Linked DNA regions of Mus musculus: region 2 is linked to region 1. Evidence: chromatin loops called from intact Hi-C (ENCODE). Cell type or tissue: gastrocnemius. All regions are shown on one strand. Links, peaks and the distances in the headings refer to the core of each region. The heading gives the core; the rest is flanking DNA. Region 1 holds the start of Knop1 (lysine rich nucleolar protein 1). Region 2 overlaps Iqck (IQ motif containing K).

What was found. Peaks named below come from ENCODE experiments on the same cell type or tissue, not always from the same donor. Only the 100,000 strongest peaks of a DNase experiment are listed, where the experiment ranks them.
Region 2: a loop joins it to region 1, with 2.2 times the contacts of the local background. A loop is called at or near these places in 1 of 42 quality-filtered maps.

The regions. Positions count from the first base shown.
Region 1 is chr7:118,853,046-118,857,433 of GRCm38, reverse strand. It overlaps Knop1 (lysine rich nucleolar protein 1), which reads left to right and starts at 1,436. Exons shown (of 5, transcript NM_023197.3): 1 at 1,436-1,811; 2 at 4,094-4,388. The coding sequence starts at 1,658. It overlaps Iqck (IQ motif containing K), which reads right to left and starts at 1,682. Exons shown (of 9, transcript NM_001374605.1): 1 at 1,473-1,682. The coding sequence starts at 1,659. In gastrocnemius, for the core only: no CTCF peak of the experiment used is centred there; a DNase peak (open chromatin) is centred at 1,688; H3K4me3 peaks cover 2,500 bases; H3K27ac peaks cover 2,162 bases.
Region 2 is chr7:118,905,160-118,909,547 of GRCm38, reverse strand. The region is part of intron 6 of Iqck (IQ motif containing K); the gene reads right to left. Among named protein-coding and RNA genes, the nearest start is that of Knop1, 51 kb to the right of the region's middle. In gastrocnemius, for the core only: no CTCF peak of the experiment used is centred there; no DNase peak of the experiment used is centred there.

The DNA of each region.
Region 1 (4,388 bases), core at 172-4,171:
TCCCCCTCAAAGAGCACCTTCCCCAGTACTACTTGTGATATTACCAATTTGACGGGGCAGCAACACTGCTGTGGGCTAGTGGTCCTGGACTGAATAAAAGGAAGGAAGTGAGTTGAGCCCCAGAATCCATCTCTGTTTCTTAGTTGTGGATGCAAACGGGACCGGCTGCCAGGAGCCCCCACTGGGATGATGTACCATATCCTCAAACTGTGAGCCCAAATAAGTCTCTGAGTTGCTTTTGTCAGATATTTTTCACAGCAATAAGAAAAGTATCAAACTATACAATAAACTGTACTATGAAGATCTATTGGCTTGGAAAAGTGAATCCTCTGGGTGAAAGACAGTAAGTATATAGACACCTGAATATTGCTGCAGATAGTTCCTCGGGTAAGGACCCTAAGGGTAGAACTTACAAGAACATCAGGGTGAAACCTTTTCTCTAAAGCAAAGGTTACAGGGAAGGAGTAATGCAAGCCCTGTGGTCTGGGAGGACTGACTGACTCTTCTCTTCTTCCTCTGAACTCACCACTTCTTCCAAGTCACCATTTTTCCCTCTATACACTGACAAATTCACTGTTTCCATTCACGAAACATTTACTGACCTGGAACTATTCCATAAATATTGCTATTTAAATTTATCAAAATTAAGTAAAATAAGAAATTTGGTTCTTCTAGTCTGCCAGTCCCAAATTACACCCCAAACCCATTTAACAGCACAGATTATTGAACGTTCTATTAGTGTTGTATTGGACAGCCAATGCCACAAGAATGAAAATCTTTCAGTAGCTGGAAGGCTGAGGCAGGAGGATACTCAGCTGGAAGCCAGTCTGTAGTCCAAAAAGGCGAGAGAAAAGGGAGAAGGGATAGACAGCGGACTTATTATGAATGAATCTGTGTCTCTTGCCTTTGAGATCTGGAGGCTTTGGAATGAAGGAAAACTAACACTCTTCCTGTAACCTAGGATCTGTGACTACGTGGTTCTACCTCCTAACACCACGACATAGGTACCATTGTTATGCCCGCTGTACGACTATTACAAGACCCCATGACCAAGGTTCGTGGGCTACAAAGGAACAAGTGATCTAGCCTGCTTGTGGGGCTTCAGAAAGGCTTTGGGGCAAGTGGAGATCAAAATCTATTTGTCCACACCAAAATACTTCCTGAGTATCACCGGAGCCTGTCTACAGAGTTCATTCATTCCCTGCTTCCTCGGGCGATCTGCGGGCGGTCCGGGTCTCTACCCTGAAGCTTCACACTACGCAACTCTCTGACCGGGTTTCCTTCTGCGAGCCTGTTGCCTGAGGTCGCACCGGAATCCAAGACATACGCCAACCTCTTTCTCCGCGTGTGGGCCTAAGGCTCGGCTCCTCCGCCCGCGCGCGTCACCCGCCTGGCGCACAGAGGCTTGGAACGCGCGTCCCGGCGGGTCCCGCCCGCGTCCCGCCCGGCCCGACCAGCGGCGGGGCGCCTACCCTCGCAGATCTGATCCCATAGGCTCTTCCCCGGCGGCTCGACGACCTGCGGGGGTGACACGAGCACTTCGGGAGACCCGGGCGACACTGCGGGCACCGGCGTGCGCGTAGTGATCGGCGAATCCGCGGAGCCGCTCGCCTCCTCACGCAGCACGCTGCGGCTGGATACAAGTCTCGGCGCCGCCATGGACGCGGTTTCTACAGCAACCCAGGGCACCGGGAGGCCGCGACCCGGAAGGAGAAGGATTTCGAGGGGGCGGGCCAGAAAGTCGAAGCTGACTTCCGGATCGCGGCTGCGCGGCTGCTCACGCGGGGACGCTTGGCCTGCTAGCGAACCAGGTGAGTGCGGGTGGTTTGTGCGGGGCCCCGAGGAAGGTGCTGCACGCTGGGGGAGAGGAAAACAAAGATAAGTCACCCCCAACTCGCCTGCAGCCCTCGGTTTCTCTCCAAGCCGTCCCGCCTTGGAGTAGGCATGGGGATGATCCTGGCTAGCAAGCAGCCTGCGGTTGGTGAGGGCAGCACACGCTCCTCTGGCTCGAGTCCGTGTTTTGCACCTTGTTGACTTTGAGACCTAGTGAGTTACAGTCTCCGAGGCCTGTGAGGCTTATTGGTCACACTAACCCTATCCACTGCTGCCGCGGGAATTTAAGAGTGCCTTCACACTGGGCATAGTGGCCCACGTCTATAACCCCGGCACGCGGGATGCAGATCAGCCCTAGCGACGTAGTCAAACTTTGTCTCAAAAACAAGGCGCTTTTGAAGAAAGCTTGTGTTTGCAGGTGATGCAGTGTAGGTTCGGTTCCACTTCTCGCGAGTGAAGTACAGTTAAAGGGATGGAAAAGAGTATGTTGCTGTTGGCTGAGTGGCAAAACAAAGAAGTGGGTTAAGCTGACGCCTGGGACCTTTTTGTCCGGGTTATTTTTCGTGATCACTGGCCCTAATCCTGTAGAATCATCATGGTCTTACTTGATACTGGCCTGTCGGGACTTGTATCTTTCTCTCCTTTGTGAGTCCCCTTCCTATGTCCTCTAAAAGTCAGTATGTCTTGAGGCCCAGTTATGTTTTCTTGTTAATTATCATCCCTGAAGTCCTGTTTATGTCGTCTCTGTTGGCGAGAGTGACTTCCTTGCCTCAGCCCTACAGTACACATGCTGAGTGAGTTATATCAAGGCAGCTGTTTCATCCAGCTGCCCAGTCACCCTCCACTTCTGCCTCAAGGGTTGACTCTACCATCCTATTGGTCAAACTGGAAAACCATGTTCAATATTATGGAGTTGAGAAAAATGCCACCATAATATTGGTGTATAAGATTATACATGTCTGTGGGGGCATCTTCTTTCTTTCTTTCTTTCTTTCTTTTTTTTTTTTTTTTGGTTTATCTGTATAGCTCTGGCTGTCCTGGAACTCACTTTGTAGACCAGGCTGGCCTTGAACTCAGAAATCTGCCTGCCTCTGGCTCCGGAGTGCTGGGATTAAAGGTGTGCGCCTAAAGCAAGGTGAGAGTGGACTTGATATGGCTCAAGTCTGGCCTAGATCTTTGAAGCTGCCCAGAGCAAGCTGAATCCTTTGTGGAGCATGTTAGCGCCGAAGCCAAGGAGAGGTGCAGGATAGAGAAGCTCCTGGACCCTTAATTTCCACCTCTTTCCTTAGAAGCCTCCCATGTTTTGTCTCTAGTCCACAGAGTAGCAAGAAGCATACTGGTGATCATAGTGAAAGCCATGTATTGAATCCCCGGCCACTTGTCGTAAGTGCTTCTGTTTTTCCCGAGGAAAGCCAGGTAATGAAGGTTTCCATGTGTTATGGCCACATGTTAATTCCTAGCAGTCACTTTGAAACTGAAGACAGTGCTTGCAGCTGTCTTGTAGACTGAGATAGCCCAACTTGTGTACCTTCTGGTTCAGCCTTTATATGGATGATAAAACCGGAGTCCAGAGGGGCCAAGGGTATAAAGCAAGGAAGTGTACCAGTGTTTCTATTTGACCCAAGAGTTTGGAGTCCTGGCTGGGGCTTGTCTCTCTTTGCCACGTTGTTTAAGTAGCTTGGGATGGTAAGAGTTGGAACAGGGGGATTCCTTTGTAGACCTAGAGCAGGAACACTCGACAAATGAGCCAGAGGAAAGAGCTGACTATTAACTGTGCCATTTATTGGATCTGGTGGAAGACTGCTTGGATGTTCTCTCTGCTTCATCTGGTTTTTAAAAAAAAAAAAATGTCATGGAAGCCAGCTAAAGTCTTGATCACAGCTGTGTCTTGCAGTGCTGGCTTGAGTAGGCGCTTGGTAAATATCTGTTGAATATAGGTCTGTCTGGAGGTTTCAGGGAGATGGTGGACAAGGAATCAAGTGCTCAAAGCCTTTTCTCTGGGCTTTCCCGGCACCTCTCTGAGGATGGATGTGTTCTTTCCTTCCAGAAAAGGAAAGTGACGTGCAGAGAGGTGGGGTGATAGAGTCAAACTGAGTGAGGAGTTTGGATTTGAATGTAAGGCCATCTGCATTTGCACTTCCTGCCATTTAATTGTCTTTCCTCCTGCTCCCAAGGAATGGGAGCTGTTTCCCTTTCTCTCGGACCGCAGGCTGGGACTGGGTAGAATGGTAAACTGCATTATTTCTGTTTTTCTTCTCAGTAATGGTCAGCAAGACCCAGAAAGCAGACCTGGGCCCACAACTCCCAGAGAAGAAGAAAAAGAAGAAGAAGAAAAAGAGAGTGGTTGCAAATGTCTCAGAACCAGAGACTCAATACTCAGTCTTAAACAGTAATGATTATTTTATAGACGCTTCTCCTCCGAGGGCCACGTCCCCTTCTAACAATGTGGATGAGGTGCAGATCCCCGAGATATCACTGAGCAAGAGAAAGAAGAAAAAAAAGTCCTGTAGCACTCACTTGGAGGAGTGCCTGGGGGCTGAGCCTACACGGGCAAG
Region 2 (4,388 bases), core at 286-4,285, 52 kb before region 1:
AAATGAGGACCAGTAACATAGTTGTCTTTTGAACTCTATATAGGCACTATAGCACACATGTACCCACACAAACACACACATATATATACACACGCCATATACATAGCATCACACGCACACATTTCAAAGCCAGAATGCAGTAAGTCTCAGAATTTGACTAAAAAGTACTAAAGGGGTCTTCCCAGATGGAAGAGGGATTCAGTAATATCAGCCTGTCACATGACTTATCCTAGAGACAGAGGCCAGTAGGAGCATTAGCAGACCAAAGAAAGAATCCCATTAGTCAAGCTGGATGAACGCATTGGTTTAGTAGGGTTATTTACAGGAGCGTGGGTGACTCGAAGGCAGCTACACCGACAGAAGGTCCCGCCCCAGCCTGGGTGACTCATGAAAGGCTGCACTGATGAAGAAGCCCATTGTTTTAACCTCACATGTAACACTGGGGAGGGTATCTCAGAACTTCATGAGCCCTGCTAGTCTCCACCTCCACAAGGGGACGTCAATAGCTCTGCTCCCAAGAGTCCCCCAATGGTTTCCCATGGAATGTTCCAGCTGCTGACTTAAGTCAGCAATAGTTATATCAAGCCCAGAGAGGTGTTTGCACACCAAGGCCTCCATGTAGCTATCACCTCCACTAACACATTTACTTTCTCATCTGTCATCAGTTGCCTGTGGTGAGCAGATGTTTGCTCACATTGCCTCAGGAATGAGTATCACAAAATAGTGTCACAATAATCATGATGGACTGTATTCCTCCAGAAAATTATCAACCCTTTCTGTTGCTTTTGTCAGGAGATTTTATCATATAAACAAGAAACTAAGGCACATGCCATGTGTGTACGTGTGTGGTCTATTTATGTGTATTTAGACCCAGATTCCACATATAAGAGAAGTCATGTAATAGTCTGTCTTTGAGATGAGTGGTTTTGCTCAGCTACACATTCCTCTATGAAACCCTGCTTAAGGACAGGCTGAAAGCAACAGGCCAAATGTTCACAAACTGGAAGGTATAGTGTGAACCAAAGTGAAGTTTCTCCCTCTAGAAGCCTCTAACAGTCCTTACAGCCCTGGAAAGCTTACCAACACTGTGCCCTTGAGATCTCTACATCAAAGCCAGGTGGCACTCTCCTTTAATCACAGCACTTGGGAGGCAGGGGCAGGTGGATCTCTGTGAGTTCAAGACCAGCCTGGTCTACTGACAGAGTTCCAGGACAGCCAGGCTACACAGAGAAACCTGTCTTGTAAAACAACAACAACAAAAGAGATCTCTACATTGAATCCCCAGACCCTGGAATGTAATTCCTCTCATAGCACAAGGAACTGCAGATGCAGAGCTCAAGACCTTGATGGGGGAGATGATCCCGACTACCCAAAAGGCCCAATGCTACAGCCACTTAGGAGAAGGAAGGAAGGTGAGGTACTAGGGAAAAGTAAGAGATGCAAGCAAAGGATTGGCCTGCAGAAGCTGGGACATCAGGACAGGATTCTTCCCTTAGCTCCTAGAAGGCACTGAACTGATGTGGCAACTGGATCCTCCAAATTCATAAAAGAAATGTGTGTGATTTTAAGCTACTGCATTTATAGTAACTCTGAAGCAGCCAGCGGCAATCAATACATCATTCATCTCGTAAATGGTGGTGACATGGAGCCCAGATGTGTCTGCCATGCTGGCTCATGCTGACAAGATCCACAAGCAACAGGAAGGAGGAGGGGAAATGGTGCCATGTGTCCTAGAAAAGTGGCCACCTGTGCATCCAACTGCCAGTGACAGGAGTCACTGAGGACTTACACAAATCAATGGGGCCCAACCCCCTGAAGCAGCTTCACTTTCTGCCTCCCTCAGAAAACAAATAAAACAGCAAGTAGCGAAGATGGCAGACTGTCCCCTGAGACTCCGGCCTTGGTGATGACAGAGACAGAAATATACTCTCTGTAAGACAAAATTAATTGAAAGGCTTTTTTTCCTATCAAGAGGACATGACCACAAAATTTCTGCCCAACCAGCATGTATTATGAACACCAGAGGCAAATGTGTGAGCTTCCTGGGCCACCTTGAAAGCTCCAGTGTTCCTGGTCCCTCTGTCAACTCCACTGCAGAGATGGTCATGCCGCCGGGACTTGTCCTCAGATGCCACAGAGACAATTCTGTTTTCACCTCAGTTTGTGGTCATAAGATACCTTTAATCATCAAAGTATGGTGGGGTTTCTTCCTTTTTATTTATTTTGTCCAAAGATAGAATTTGGCTGAAAAACACACTTTACCCAAGGCAACCTTTTCTTTTCTAACACAACAGTGGCTTCACTGAAGGCATCAGTTTTAATGATGTCTTTCACGAGCCTTCTCCCCTGAGACATGAGACGAGAAGGGCAGCGGACCCTTTTGTTCCTAGCTCAATTTGCTATTTCTTTTTTTCCTAATGACACTGATTGAATCTCAGGGCAATACTTTTTGGCTAAAGAAAAAAAAATCGTAATGTTTCCTATTCTGATAATTATTTTGCCTCTGACTGCCTGGTTGAATTAGGGCTTTATGCTATATGCTTGAAGATAAGGGTAAGGCCAGCAGAAGATACAGTATGACACACCCACTGAGAGGCAGGGAAGAGGCCCCTCTCACACTCCAGACCACAGTGGACCTCAGCGCTGTTCCCCAGTGTCACCCTTTTCCTGGAGAGGATCTGGGCATCCCTGCTCTGCGCTGCATGGCTTTCGGCTCCTCCCGGAAGCTGGGGTCACTCCTTACACTGAGGATGAACTTGGCCTTGTGACTTGCACTAGCAAGTAGCGTGTGATCAGTAGTGTTTGTCACTGCATGGCTCAGCCATTGTTTTCTTCCTCGGTGAGGCTCCTTCCCCCGAGGTTGTAAGATGAAATGAAATTTAGAACAGAGCCCACATGACAAGCATCCAGCATGAAAGAGTGAACAGTAAACCTGTGGTGTACAACACTGAAATGGGGGGGGAGGGCTATTTGTTACTGTGGCAGCACCTAGAGAAAGCTGACTACCACAGAGTACTGCTGGGTATGTGGCAATATCACGAAAGAGGACATATCAATCGAGGTGCTTTCATCTACAAGTACCAGAAATTGAACTCAAAATGGCTGAAGGAAAAAAGGGTGGGGAAAGAAAGGGTGCTCATTTAACTTCAAAAGAATAGCATTGACTTTCAACATAGCCAGATAAGAAGTAAGCATGTCAGTCAGTCAGTCAGTCAGTCAGTCAGTACTCAGACTCTTGCCATCTCTCAGGCCTGCTTTCTATCAGACACAATTTTATTATCTTATTGCTTTTAGCAACTCAAGAATTGTCACTCAGGAGACCCATACCTAGGCCTAGGGCTGTAGCTCATTGGCAGAGCACTTATCTAGCATGCCTAAGGCCCTGAGTTTGATCCCCAGAGCTACAAAAACAAAGCAAAGATCTAACTCTAGTGGAAAGAAAAGTCTCTCCTGATGAAAAGTCTTGAGATTATGTCAGACTGAACGGCTTAGGTAGCAAGCAGAGTAGGCAGGGATTCCAGCTGTTGGACAGACCGGCCCCATCCTCAGCAGAGCGAACGCCAGCTCACTAGTGAGAGATATGGGAAGTTAAGTGCCCAGAAGCAAGAAAATCAAAGCAAAGAAGCCTTGTGTTTTAATATAATTTATGTTGTATTATAATTACAGAAAATCATAATCATCAACTAGAAGTGAGAAAACAGCAAAAAGAAAAGACATAAATAGCCCTTTGTTTTGCAGCCTTCTTTTGAGACCTGCTATGTAGGTATAAAGTAACCAAGGACTCTGCATTTGTCATTCTCCTGCCTCCACCTCTGGAGTACGGAGATGTTAGCCATGCACCATCACACCCTGTCTATGCAGTGCTGGGGACTGGATCTATAAATGCATCCTTCATGCGCACTAGGCAAGCACTCTACCAACTGAGCTTCAGCCTCATGCCTGTTCTGCATCCTTAAAGTAATTCTTTGCTTGGAGAAAAATCAAAGATGCCCATGTTTAAGTGAAGCGTTGTTTTTCTGAAAGAATCCTTAGGTCTTGTGATGGTTTGTATATGTTTGGCCCAGAGAGTGGCACTATTTGGAGGAGTGGCCTTTTTTGGAGTGTGTGTGGCCTTGCTGGAATAGGTGTGTCACTCTGGGCATGAGCTTTAAGACCCTACTCCTAGCTGCTTGGAAGTCAGTCTTCCACGAGCAGCCCTCAGACGAAGATGTAGAACTCTCAGTTCCTGCTGCATCATGCCTGCCTGGATGCTCCAATGCTTCTGCCTTGATAACAGATGGTACCTCTGAACCTATAAGCCAGCCCCAATTAATTGTTGTCCTTATAAGAGTTGCCTTGGTCATGGTATCTGGTAATGGCAGTAAAACCCTAACTAAGACGGGTCTTGA